Linked DNA regions of Homo sapiens: region 2 is linked to region 1. Evidence: read pairs that join two places in POLR2A ChIA-PET (ENCODE). Cell type or tissue: PC-9. All regions are shown on one strand. Links, peaks and the distances in the headings refer to the core of each region. The heading gives the core; the rest is flanking DNA. Region 1 overlaps PAAF1 (proteasomal ATPase associated factor 1). Region 2 has its middle 18 kb from the start of MIR548AL.

Region 1 (4,402 bases), core at 171-4,170:
TTACTAAAGAGAGGGTGATAATTTTCCACTCTGCTTTTATAGAAAAGGAAAACTATCTAGATTGCAGCTCTTTGGTGAGTATTACTTGAAATTTATACACAATTAATAATATAGTCAGCTTTCTAGCCACAGCTATAGCATCCCTGCCTTGAATACATACTTTTCAGAATTTTTTTTTTCCAAAAGCATGTATCACTTCCGTGGAACTCAGTAGCATTTTGAAATAGTGGTTGGAACTTCCAGTAGAGACATAAGGAGATCTTTGATTGCTTAATAAGAGCTGAAAGACCTTCCTTATGGTGATTCCTTAGGATTCTTAAAAGCTCTAAGATACTTTCTAATTAGATTTTTGCTGAATGTATTATGGAGTTGAAATAGAAATGTAGATTTTCCAAACTCAAAATACTTTAGTGACCAATTGCAAAATAAGAAACAAGATGGCAGCAAACCATATGGGCTTGATAGATCTGTTTTTGAAAGGAAGACTGAAAAATCTTTTCTCTAGTGGCCTATATCCAGTGGGTATATAGCTGTGAGAATTACATTTACCTAACAACCGTTGCCAGCTGTATAAATTGAATTTCGTTTAGTTTTGTTTGTTTGTTTGTTTTTTTGAGATTCCCTCTGTTACCCAGGCTGGAGTGTAGTGGTGCAATCTCCGCTCACTTCAACCTCTGCCTCTCGGGTTCAAGTGATTCTTGTGCCTCAGCCTCCCAAGTAGCTGGGATTACAGGCACCTGCCACCACACCTGGCTAATTTTTGTATTTTAGTAGAGACGGGTTTCGCTACGTTGGCCAGGCTGGTCTTGAACTCCTGGCCTCGAGTGATCTGCCCGCCTCAGACTCCCAAAGTGCTGGGATTACAGTTGTGAGGCACTGTACCTGGCCTGGATTTAGTTTTTATTTTAAATTGGATCTATTTGAAAAGTTACACTATAGTGATTAGGTCCCACCTGAGTTGCTTTTAATGATATTTTCTCACACAGACCCTAAATTGGCTACTTTTTAAAGCTGTGGCATTTTCTTAAACTCATCTTTTTCTAAACAAAGTGAAATTTCCAGTAAGACTTGAGAGACATGTGGTTAATCACATTGGATTGGCACTTGTACGTTACGCTGAGTTGCTGTAGAGTTTTTGTCAAGGTTTGTGTATCTGAAGTCATTTCATTTTAAGAGGAAAGAAAGTATGCTAAAGACCACTAATTAGCTATGTGACTTTTGGTCAGTTACTCTTAATTTATTGGGCACCTATACTAAGCATCGTTAAATGGGTTTTAATGAAACAAATACTAGCCCTGCCTGGATCACCATAGGGTTGCACTACCTCTCTACTCCATACAACTCTGTGTTTTTACACCTGTACCATTGTATTGTATGTCTTTTTTTTTCCAGATATATTCTGTTTGTGTATTTTTTCTCTTTTTTTTTTTCCATTGTAAGTCTTTATGTCTATAATCAACTCTATTTTTTTATGCTGTGTATTCCTGAGGCTAGGGACCATAGCAAATATTCAGATTATAGATAATAAAGGGCTTCAAAAACTATAAAATCGATAGGCATTTTGGACATTATAACACTCGATCTTAATTCCATCATCTTTTTTGGCAGGCAGTTCCCTGTTGAGGTATGGTATGAGGGCTGGGTAGATAAGAATGTTCAGCCACCTACTGGACTCCCCTGACACTACCCTGGCAAAAGTGGAGCACTGACTCATACCGCCTCACACTGCAGACAGGGGAGGTGGAAGTTCAGCTTCCCCCTTGGTCCTGTGTCATCTTCTTGGTGAAAGTAGGACACAGTTGCACCACCTGACTTGCATCACCTCATTGCCTTCTAGTGGCGTTATAAGCTTGGTTCCCTGCTGACTGACACCTGGGAAGGGGTGGTGGGCACCTCAGGGCACCTCTTTGTGCCTGTCACTGCCAGGTGGGGATGGAAACTGAGCTCACTGCTAGATCCTGTGACAGTACCCTACTTAACCTGGTCAACCCCACTGGGTAGGGGAATGGGAGTGCTGCTGCCGGCTTCCATGGGAGCGGGGTAGATGATCACCTCCTGTTCAGCCCCACTGAAACCATGGGGGAGGGGAAGTAACAGTTTTTCTGTTGATGTCTACTGGTATAGGGTGGATGTTGCCAAGATTTCTATTTTGTGAGCTACTTCTTTCTCAGTCTTTGGGCTAGGGGCAACAGACTTTACTGGGAGTTTTGTTTTGTTTTGTTTTTTAACTCTGTTCCTGTTAGCAGTTTTGTGTTGGAGGCTTCTGCAGTGTCCTGTCCAGGACATGTGGGAGGCAATAAGGAAATCCAGGAACTCATTGCTGTGTTGTTTTTTAAGTCCTGAGGTCCTTAAGTGGTCCACCACCTTCTTTCCATCATTCCAAGTCTTACTATGCTTGTGGTGTCAATGACTTTTCAGTTGTAAACAGAAGGACCTAGGAGCAATGGGACTACTCTTTCTTGGCCAAAACCAGAAGTCATGTCCTTTTTTCAAATGGGGAGGCTAACCCTTTTAATCAATTATCAGTGAAAGCAGCAGCAGCATATATGTAAATAAATATATATATATGTGTGTATATATATGTGTATATATATGTATATATGTGTATATATGTGTATATATGTATATATATGTGTGTATATATGTATATATATGTGTATATATGTATATATATGTGTATATATGTGTATATATGTGTGTATATATATATGTATATATATGTGTGTATATATATATGTGTATATATATGTGTGTATATATATATATGGGTCTTGCTCCACTGCCCAGGCTGGAGTGCAGTGGAGCAATCATGGCTTACTGTAGCCTTGAACTCCAGGGCTCAAGCAATCCTCCCACCTCAGCCTCCTGAGTAGCTGGGATTACAGGCACGAGCCACCATACCTAAATTAAATTTTTTGTACAGACAGAGTCATGCTGTGTCACCCAGGCTGGTCTTAAACTCCTGCGCTCAAGAGATTCTCCTGCCTCAGCCTCCCAAAGTGCTGGAATTACAGGTGTGTACCACTGCACCTGGCCAAGGCAGTGATTTTCAAACTGAATTAGCTTAGGTGTCAACTTTTTTTTCCTCCAAAGTTCTTGTTAAGGTGTCTACTTAATTTTTATTTTTTATTTATTTATTTATTTTTTGAGACGGAGTCTCCTCTGTTGAAGGCTGGAGTGCAGTGGCGTGATCTCGGGTCACTGCAACCTACGCCTCCCAGGTTCGAGCGATTCTCCTGCCTCAGCCTCCTGTTTAGCTGGGATTACAGGCATGTGTCACCACGCCTGGCTATTTTGTATTTTTAGTAAAGACAGGGTTTCATCATGTTAGCTAGGCTGGTCTTGAACTGCTGAGCTCAGGCAATCCACCTGCCTCGGCCTCCCAAAGTGCTGGGATTACAGGTGTGAGCCACCACGCCCGACCTCTTAATTTTTCTTTTTAAAAAAGAGTTTTGAAGACAAAATAAAAAACTTGAACATGATTTCTCTAGCACACTCCACTAAAAATTAAATCCAGTACTTGTTTTTCCATGCCTGTCTTTCACAGCTAGACTTTGATTCATTGGGAAGCTGGGACTCTATTTCTGTTTTTCTAGCACTTGAACATGGCCAGCATGTGGTACCTGTTCAGAACATGTTTGTGAAGGGATGGAGTCATTTATGCAGCTCCATCTTCTCTGCCCTTGTAGTTCCTTTACTCCATCCTCCATCTTAGGGAGTTTTTTTCTCTTGCTAGGTATCCTGGATACAGCCATCGTTGATCGGGGGAGGAATGTGGTGTCTGCTTCTCGAGATGGGACAGCACGACTTTGGGATTGTGGGCGCTCAGCCTGCTTGGGAGTCCTTGCAGATTGTGGTTCTTCTATCAATGGAGTGGCGGTGGGTGCTGCTGACAACTCCATAAACCTTGGCTCCCCTGAGCAGATGCCCAGTAAGTTGATAATGATATGTAGCATTGTTTTATTTTCTTAGGCCCCCTTCAGTGATTGCCTTAGTTTCTCCTTTTCTTCCTCATCCTTTTCTGCTCTGTGCCTGGTATTTCTGTTTTCACCATACGATTAATATTTACTCTGTACCTACTATGTTTCTATTACTTTGGAATCTACAAAGGAAGTATATGTCATAGCACTGCGTTTCAGTAAGTACAATCTAATGTAGAAGATGAGATAAATGCCTATAAAGCAGGGGTGTCCGATCTTTTGGCTTCCCTGGGCCACATTGGAAGACTTGTCTTGGGCCACACATAAAATACACAACATTGATGATAGCTGAGCTAAAAATAAATAAATCTCATAATATTTTAAGAAAGTTTATGAATTTGTGTTGGGCCTCATTCAGAGCCACCCTGGGCTGCAGGTTGGACAAGCTTGCTTTAAAACATTTAGAGAACAGTAACATTTGG
Region 2 (4,402 bases), core at 100-4,099, 510 kb after region 1:
GCCTTGAGTTAGTAATTGTTGAAACTAAGAGAAAAGTACATGGGACTTCATAACATTAGTTTCTGTACTTTTGAATATTTTGAATTTTTCCATAATAAAATGTGAGATACATAAATAAGTCCTGTGAAGCAGATTTGTTTCTCTAAAAATTACAAATTTTACCATGTGCAATTTTAGCCATCAGTTTTATTTGGTGTTATTTCTTTTTAAAAAATATTTATTTTATTAATTAGTTTATTTATTTTGAGACAGAGTCTCACTCTGTCGCCCAGACTGGAGCACAGTGGTGCAATCTTGGCTCACTGCAACCTCCACCTCCAGGGTTCAAGCGATTCTCCTGTCTCAGCCTCCCAAGTAGCTGGGATTACAGGCATGTACCACCACGCATGGCTAATTTTTGTATTTTTGGCAGAGACAGGATTTCGCCATGTTAGTCAGGCTGGTCTCAAATTCCTAACCTCAAGTGATCCACCTGGCTCGGTCTCCCAAAGTGCTGGGATTACAGGTATGAGCCACCACACCCAGCCTTATTTGGTGTTATTTCTATCAGTAATGTTTCTTACAAATTGGATAGAAAACTGATCATTTGTATTCATTTCTTAGCTATCCAGGAAAAACTTGTGAGAAATTTTGTTAGGATGTTTCAGCTGCAAGTAACAACAAACCTTAACTCAATTGGTTTCAACCATAGAGGAATGCACTACTTCCCATAACAAGAAGTTCTACATTGGGACCACACCACTCCAGGATTGATTCATTCAATGGCTCATAAATCTGCCATCCTCAGGACCCAGTGATGTCCAAGGACTGAAAAGGATTGTGTGTCTCTACTTATTAGCTTGAGAAACCTTGCCAGAGGTCCTTGGACGCTTTCTACCTATTTGCCCAAATTAGATATATCCCTGGCAAGGTGAATGAGTGCCTTAGATCAGTCCCAATTCCCTTCTGTAGGCCTGAAGCTAGAGAGACTTAGCAGGAAGATGGAACTTACCCAAAAGTAGAGCTCTGCCAGCATGGGAAAAAGGAAAAGTGCCTGCAACAGGAAAAACAACAAAGAGAGAGAGGTGGAGAGGAACACGCCAAAGAAAGAGAGAGAGCCCACACTATCCTAAGCTCCTGAATGCACTGTGACATCCAGGTGTCCTGGGGAAGACATAAACACATCATACAGCACCCACAGGAACTTCAAGAGACTGGAGTTAATAAAGAGATTAAAGAGATTAACAGGGGCTCAATTCTTTTTCTTTCTTTCTTTCTTTTTTTTAGGGGGGAGGGTGGGGGGTTGGGGGTCTGAGTCTCACTCTGTCGCCCAGGCTGGAGTGCAGTGGCACGATCTTGGCTCACTGCAACCTCCACCTCCCTGGTTCAAGTAATTCCCCTGCCTCAGCCTCCCGAGTAGCTGGGATTACAGGCGCATGCCACCAGGCCTGGCCAATTTTTTTGTATTTTTTTTTGGTAGAGACGGAGTTTCACCATGTTGGCCAGACTAGTCTCGAACTCCTGACCTCAGGCAATCAGCCCACCTCAGCCTTCCAAAGTACTGGGATTACAGGCGTGAGCCACTGCACCCAGCCCTCAATTCTTATATTCGAGTGCATGAACTTTTATGTTAGAGTCAGTAATAATCTGGCCTGATGAAGTACCTTTCCAAATAATTGGTATAAAATCTGTCCCAAGAGTATAGTCCATTCTCTTTACAATATTTGCTCATTGAACAATTGGAGAAATTGTTTCTATGTTTGATCTCAATCATAGCAAAGTAAGCAAGGATGGATCTCTATGGACAACCTGCTTTTATGCAAAGCAGCCTTCTTATGAAGAAATGGGGGCTGGGTGTGGTGGCTCATACCTGCAATCCCAGCACATTGGGAGGCCAAGGCAGGAGGATCACTTGAGTCCAGAAGTTTGAGACCAGCCTGGGCAACATAGGGAGACCTCGTCTCTAGAAAACATTTAAAAATTAGATGGGCATGGTGGCATGCACTTGTGGTCTCAGCTACTCAGGAGGCTGAGGGGGAGGAATGCTTGAGCCCAGGAGGTTGAGGCTGCAGTGAGCTGTGATCATGCCACTGCATTCCAGACTGGGAAACAGAGTGAGACTTTATTTCAAATAAATAAATAAATAAAAAAGAAATGGAATATTATTTGTCTGAAGTGATTGGAATTTAATTAAATTATTTTGTAGGTCACTTTTGAAGTTTTTTTTTCCATAAGGTCTTTAAAAACTTGAGGCAATTAAAGCAGGCAACCTTAAAGGCTGCCAAGAAGCCTCTTTAAAACAGGTTGAGCTGGTTTTTCTCTAGCTTTTTAAACTAAGCATGTTAAACCGTTAAAGCTAACCACAAAGATTGTTGCTAATTTATTACATGTTTTCAAGATGAAAAGAAATGTGGTCTCAGCCAGTTATCTGGGGATAATCCAAGTTTGCATCTAGCCTTGCTATGTATTTTTTTTCTTTGTACCTGTCTTTTGGTTACCATGACAACTGAGAGGTCATAGGGGAGAAAAGATGTTTTGACTGCTGGATTGAGGGCAGGAGGAAGATTTGGGAGGGTTTAGAAACATGAAGTGGCTGACTAGATTCAGGTCAGGGAACAATGAGAGCCAGGGGCTATGTGGATGTCTTTATGCTGAGCATTTCATGCTAGCTGTAGAGAAGACAGGCCTGATGCTAAGAAATAGATCACAATGCAGAGTACACGAGTAAGGCTGGAGAACCCAAAGGCCAGTGGGGCAGAAAAGTTTTGTGTAAACACAGTGTCCCCCACTCTCACCCACTACAGATTCTGTGCCGCTGTCCACAGAGTATGAGTGCTGGATCCAACCAGTCCATCAGCCAGGCATGGACTGGTGACCAACCCATATGTTCACCAGCCCCACTCCCTATTGTCAGGGTGTCTTGAGTAGAAGAACACAACCACTTCAACAGGTGGCCTTAATAGGTCCTGTCTGAAGGGCAGAAGCTAGCCGACTCCCCAGCTCATGGAGCAGCCAAGGGGTATTGGGATACACAGTCTCCTATGGTGACCCTGGGGATAGATACTGACAATTGGCAAGCCAAAACTAACTTAGAAAAGGGCTGTTGTTGCCCAAGTTGGAACTGGCCAAATTTGAAACATGCTAGTAGTGACTGGGCCTTACACAGGATGCCCTTCTAAGCAGTCTGTTGTGTCCAATTCTGCTCTGGGAACAGCCACATTCTGCCTTAGGATCCAGCTGCCAGCCATAAGCGGAATTTTAGAACTGATTCTGGTTTCTACCCAACACAGATGCAGAACTACTCCCTCATATTTTTTTTTACTTTTTGAATTTTAAAAAATATTTTCGTATTTTAAAAATATGTTTTTATGTGTTACTTTTTATCTGTTGTAATACTGACTTGAAGTAGGGATAGGGCAACGTACTTGTCCCCCCACATAAGAATTGGAAAATTTTACTGCTTAAAATGGATGATGACTCATTTGACCCTCAGGAACTGTTTCCTAATGAATCACTGACTTGAATTATGTCATTTATTTATTCTGTCTCTCCTTTTGTGTTAGTTCCCTGGCCTCATGTTGGTGAAAAGGGAGTTTGGTGATGTGTAACCTTTAAAAAGTGCATTTATTACACATTTCCCAGCACCATGTAATTTGAGCATTGTGATTCTGGCTTTTTATTATGTCTCTTTTGTGCTTAATTTCAGTTTTTTTTTATTCCTGAATGTTCTGCAATCTCTCTTTACTAAATGCTTGAATTACAAGTATACGCAAAAAAAGCTGGCTTTTATGACTTGCTAAGACAAGGATGTTGTGTTCCGGATTTATAATTATAGCACTGGGGGAAAATATTTTATTTCAAAAAGACTAAATTAGTTCTACTTCAAAAGAGTTTCAGTTAATTAAATGTAGGATGGTGAAAAGCCTAAAGGGTAGTCCTTGGATCCTATAGTACTTTTATTTAACTATTAATTAGATATATTTTCTTGTGCTCATGGCCTTACCTATTAATACTTAGTTTTTAAATAGTCAAACAAAAATGGATGTGCATGTTGGGCTGCCTTTATCGTGTTTCATTGTTTCCTTTAGCTACATTATAGGCTATTTAAAGTAATTTCATATTTGCTGACACAGTATTGATCATTCACATTTATGGCACAGTTCATACACAAATATTTTGCATCTTGGAGTAGCAACCTGGTCATCTGTTCTCCTGCCCCCTCCCCTGCAAACTATCTCCTTTCTCTCATAACAGCTCTACTGGTTACATATTTCACATGCTGTCTTTGATAAAAATTCATTCATTTACTTCCTAAACATCTGATATGTCCAAGGCACAATTGAATTTATTGAAAGAAATGTAAAAAATAACATTACATGATATTATGTTTTCTAATTTAAAAAATGTTTAATAGATAGGGTCT

Evidence for each region. ChIA-PET counts read pairs that join two places held together with the same protein. Peaks named below come from ENCODE experiments on the same cell type or tissue, not always from the same donor. Only the 100,000 strongest peaks of a DNase experiment are listed, where the experiment ranks them.
Region 2: POLR2A ChIA-PET joins it to region 1 with 5 read pairs; 1 of 35 experiments calls an interaction of 5 or more read pairs at or near these places.

The regions. Positions count from the first base shown.
Region 1 is chr11:73,905,663-73,910,064 of GRCh38, forward strand. PAAF1 (proteasomal ATPase associated factor 1) reads left to right here. Exons shown (of 12, transcript NM_025155.3): 7 at 3,737-3,931. Among named protein-coding and RNA genes, the nearest start is that of PAAF1, 31 kb to the left of the region's middle. RefSeq lists an enhancer at 1,681-1,820. In PC-9, for the core only: a CTCF peak has its summit at 1,642 (motif pointing left); a DNase peak (open chromatin) is centred at 1,749; H3K27ac peaks cover 391 bases.
Region 2 is chr11:74,415,156-74,419,557 of GRCh38, forward strand. No RefSeq gene overlaps it. Among named protein-coding and RNA genes, the nearest start is that of MIR548AL, 18 kb to the left of the region's middle. In PC-9, for the core only: no CTCF peak of the experiment used is centred there; DNase peaks (open chromatin) are centred at 2,326 and 3,496; H3K27ac peaks cover 1,680 bases.